Linked DNA regions of Homo sapiens: region 2 is linked to region 1. The links are chromatin loops, found by intact Hi-C in ENCODE. Cell type or tissue: PC-3. All regions are shown on one strand.

Evidence for each region. Hi-C counts contacts between places; a loop is a spot of excess contacts. Peaks named below come from ENCODE experiments on the same cell type or tissue, not always from the same donor. Only the 100,000 strongest peaks of a DNase experiment are listed, where the experiment ranks them.
Region 2: it touches region 1 in a loop (9-fold over the local background); 22 of 110 quality-filtered maps call a loop at or near these places.

What each region holds. Positions count from the first base shown.
Region 1 is chr6:132,960,483-132,962,982 of GRCh38, reverse strand. No RefSeq gene overlaps it. Among named protein-coding and RNA genes, the nearest start is that of LINC00326, 130 kb to the left of the region's middle. In PC-3, a CTCF peak has its summit at 1,167 (motif pointing right); DNase peaks (open chromatin) are centred at 1,662 and 2,092; H3K4me3 peaks cover 1,434 bases; H3K27ac peaks cover 2,019 bases.
Region 2 is chr6:132,829,286-132,831,785 of GRCh38, reverse strand. No RefSeq gene overlaps it. Among named protein-coding and RNA genes, the nearest start is that of SNORA33, 13 kb to the right of the region's middle. In PC-3, CTCF peaks have their summits at 1,159 and 1,358 (motif pointing left); no DNase peak of the experiment used is centred here.

The DNA.
Region 1 (2,500 bases):
ATTTTAAAAAGCAGCTGTATTAATCAGATGCTAATAAAGCATCTAGCTTTCTTTAGGTTGAAGGATTTTGCGAATGACCAGGACTTCTGTTTCTATTATTGTGAGAAAATAGACCAAGAAAAGAGGAAGTATTTAGGTATTTAGTGGAAACCAAATGCTTCCTGTGCACTTGACTAATTTAAAACTCCCAGAAAATATTGGATAATGTGTACCCTGACATTTCCTAGGTATAGATTAAAGCAATAAAAAAATATTAAAAGGTTACTGAGCTTTTTCCTACCCCTTTCCTTCAATTTAAAAATCATTTACAAAGGAAGCTCTGAAAGTCAGAAGTTAGATTTAAAAAAAAAGGGAGAGAGAGAAAGTAGGTTCTTAATGTTATGGAATGACAGGTAAATATATTTTAACTATTGTGAGTCCTTATAATCCCTCAAATCACGATCATCTACAGGTAAGTTATTAATTAGATTATATTTGCCCTAATTGCATCAGTTCTACTGCTTTTGTTTACAATTATCGTCTTGCTGCGACTTTGGAAGTGTATTGAAACTTTGTAAAAAAAAATTGTCTTTGATTTACTGTAAAAGCATCTACAACATTTTTAATTTAAATGATTTCAAATGCCAAAAGTTTTGACTATGCAAAGAAACTAAGTAAATACAGTATAAAGAAAGAGGAAAAAACCCACAAAACTTTAATTATTCTAAATTACGTTAATTTAGTTTGATATGATTATAACAACTATAACTATTTCCAGGTAGGGCTAAAAGAAAAAAAAAAAGTCATAGGAAAGAGAAAAGTGAATATTCCCTAAAGGAGAAAAACATTTCTTTGCCATGTTTACTTGACTCCTTCTGGCAAAAGGCTGTTAACAGTTGTACCACACGGTTCAACCAGAGCTTGTTTCCAGAAAAAAAATATATATAATTGCATCTCAGAGATTTGGTTTGGAAAATCTGCTTTTGTTTCCAATGCCTTGTCTCTTTTCAACCACGTTTATAAGCATTTTCCAAGGTCTTTACGAGCACTTTGCCTGCCTCTCCACGCTCCTAAATATCACCCTCTCCTCCTTATGGCCAGCCACGTTTTCAGCCTTGGCCAAGGAATAAAACATTGGTTCACCTCAAAGGCTGCCATTAAATTTACCTCATTTATTGACCAGCAGGAGGTGCACCACCCTACTGAGGTCAGCCTTAGCTACAATGCTGCAGAGCCTATTGGCACCCCAGACTGCTACCCTGTTAAATGACTGGCGGGCCCCCTGGGCCAGGTAAATCCTACTGTTGACATATTGGTGGCAATGCCCTTGGAACACCTTTGATCCATTAGTATACTCTCTCCATTCAAGGGTGTATTTTACTGTGTGTTGACTAAAAGCAACCAGGTATAGAGGAGTGAAGGAAACAAAGTGAGCTCCTACTGGAAGAATAAGCCATTTATACTTCTCTGCAGTAGATATCAGGTCTACTAGGACATCAAGTTTAAGGCAAATAAAGCCTTGAGAATTCCACTCTTTGGATAGAACCACCATGGGGCCTCTGCTGCCCTTGAGGTGGTCAGTAGTAAACTGCCTACGAACGTGCAAGCTCACTAAAAGCCATGCTTTCACTGCTGAATGGCCCTTTGGCATGGATTTCTTTGCTTTTCCTCATCATCGCTTTGTCATTCTGTAAAAATGTGAGCTCTGTCAGCACAATGACTATTTAAAACAACCTTGAGTACTTGAATACACTGTTACATAGTAATAGTGCCTGCAGTATCTGCTTGTATTTTTTAAGAGGCTGATAAAAGATCATATTCAATATAAGGGGGCGGGGGGTTTCCTTCTCTTGATGCAATTAAGTACATAAAAATGTGCCAGATGGGAAACGCTAGATATCTGAATAATCATTTTATTCATAGACCGTCAAATGGCATCAGGCAATAATCCCTTAAATGTTCCCACTTTAAACCCTGCAAACACGCCACTCTCAGTCCTGACCTGGAGTGACCAGGTTAGATGGTCAGGGCTCTCAAATCCGAATGCTGATTCAGGCCTTCTTTCTCTGCTGCCAATAATAGTTCGTCTAGGTGCCAAATTTAGTGGTGGTTTCTTATGATGCGGATACCTGTCCAGCAGGAATTGGACTGCGACCACAAGCCATTTTCCTTAAGCCACAGAATAACTGTCAGATGGTAACTGCTGATAGTCACTGCTCGCCAGGCTCAGCAGTTTCCAAGTAAAAGACTTTTGAGCCCCCTATTAATCCCACAATTAAACAAATTTTGTCATTATGTAGAAATTCCCTGGGGTGAAAATTCAATGTTCGATCTTCAATTATTTCAAAACAAAACAAAACAAAAAACAAAACAAACAGAGCAACAACAACAAATTCCCTTCTTTTCTCCCCCATGGCTTGGTCCTTTTCCTCTTACTCTTGTGTTAATGATTTTCCGTTAAGCCACATCAAATTCTGTTGGGCATCAGTGAGAATTAAAGTTTTTCAAATTTCAAGTTTTA
Region 2 (2,500 bases), 130 kb after region 1:
TTAAACATCTATGGTTTTCATTTATTCAAACTCACACTCAAGTCATTATTTCTGATATAGTAGCCCTGCCAGTTGACATAAGCTGCCAAGTGGTAGACTAAATTTCAGGTTCACGTTTGAATCTCTGGTGAACCCATAAAAGCTATATTTATGTATGTGATAGCCTTGGATTTTAATGGAAAAATGGTTAGCATATTAATAAAATGTTCTGCTTAGTACATACAAGTCAAATTTATGCCAACATGGAAAGGTTGCTTTCTCAAAAGAGAAAAAAAAAAGCAATCATAGCCTGAAGCAGATTATGTGCAGATATGAGGAAATTAAAGCTCAGATGTTAGTTAAAATGAACAACAAAAATCCACATTTTAAAAATAGGGTTTGGAGAAATATCTCCTAAACAAGGCTCCTAAGAATATAGAATTTAAAATGAAGATAAAGGCTGGAAGGCAAGTCTCCATTCAAAGAATGGAGACAATTTTTAAATCTTTTCTTTGAATTTTTGAATAATTCTTTGAATCTTTTCTTCCTTAACCAGGGTTAAAGGTCTAATATCAGCATCAAGGAAACTTCTATTTAGGCCTTTATTTCTCTTCTTTTACTTAAAGTTAATAAAATTTTTGATTTTCCAAGTGGCTGGTTAGATTTCCTGAAAGAAGCTAAGAAAGACTATTCCAAATTTTTCACAAACAAAACATAAGTAAATTTATTTACAGATATATAAAAAAATTCAACAAAATAAACCCAGTTTGTATATTACAGATCTGTGTTCCTTAGAAGTTGCTTCCTCAAGGAGAGGTATCCAATTGACATGAAAAACGAGCTGAGGCCTTGAGGTCCATGGATTTACCAATCTAATATTTTATCTCCTGCATTAACAGTTGTAGCAGATATCAGTAGTTTGGATCATGTATGTATTTTTTTGACCTGAGACCCAAGTTCCATATTATTATTAATGTATGCTTAGAAATTTGAGAAGAAATAAAGAAAATGAGTGTCTAGTGTTCTTAGAAAATTACTACTCCATAAAAAAACAGAGATTAAAAATCCTACAGCTGTAGAGCCAAGCTCTTTGTTATGCATGCACAGCTTTCTAAATCCCATAAAAATCTCAACATCTGACCCATTTCACTTTTACAGGGGAAGGGCCTGTTACACTGGAAAATATGCGTAAAAATCTGCAGCATTCAGAGGCATTAAACAGTTTTATTTCACATTTGTTTCCTATGTACCCTACATAGGAAACATACATTCCTCTGTTCTATGTACATTGTAGCACCTGCTGCTAAATCTCTACTCTCCATCAGCTCCCAGCCTTCTCTTTTCAGAAGGGATTGAGTGTCTTTTTGAACGGCTGAAGTAATGCTGCCATCTCCTGTTTGCTGGATAGAATGTAATGAAATTACCCTCGAAAGGAATGAAAAGTAAAATTGGATAAAACTACAAACTAGAGACTGTTGGCTCTTTTATAAATTTTCTCTAGCCATAGATTAAAAACCAATCTTATTCAAATTGACAATGTCATAATAATGTCTTAAATTTGATATGTCTTTAAATAAAAGTTATTCTAAAGAAATTTTGGTCCTTATCTAAACATTAAATTGGTACTTCACCTCATTTTTCAGAATATTGCTCTCCTCATGTTACCTAAATTTCAGTCATTTATTTTTTACAATGTAAACATGAAAAAAGTAAACTTTAAAAATAATAACCATATATATTAAGTTTTAATATTAGCTAAAGTGTTCTCAGGAAATTGATTTATCACCAACAGTCTCAAATTTAGAATACTCACAGAGAGTATGAGGAAGGCAAAAGTTAACCAAAACAGTAGAAATCACTGTCTTATTTTGGAATTTTACCAAAGTAGATACAAATAATAAAGTAACTTTAAAAAAATAAACTTTAAAAATTTATTTTTACCTCTAACTCTTAGAATCTGAAAACATATCCACTAGGGAAGTCCATGTCTTCAAAAATACATAGATTTTCTTTTGCTCTTATTCTTGCTATAAATCTCTTGGGCATTAATGTGATCATGTTCCCCAGGTTTTTGTGAATAGGAATAGCATTCTAGTTGAGGATGAGAATCTGTGTTTTAGGCTGACTAGTTAAAGAGATCCTTAAGAGACATTCTCTTTTCCAATTACAAACATCAGCATTCTGCTGACAGGGTCTCAGAAGAATGTGTACTTAACCCAGTATTATATTTAAAAGCCCAATTCCCCTTACAATCAATTATAGGTAGCAACACTCCTCATTTAAAGTTATTATAACCGCTTCTAAAAATTAATTCTTATTTGTTTATTTCATGGCAAGGCAAAGCAGCTGCTGTAATCTTTTATAAAATGTACCCTCATCATACACTTCCAGACTGGTTTTCTTCAAATCACTGTTTTCTGGGCAAATAGCTCCCCTTCTCTTCCCTTTTCTTTAAACGTGTCTCCTTGGCCTTATTAATTCACCTGTGTTGCTCCCCTACTGAAGGCTTGACAAGACTCAG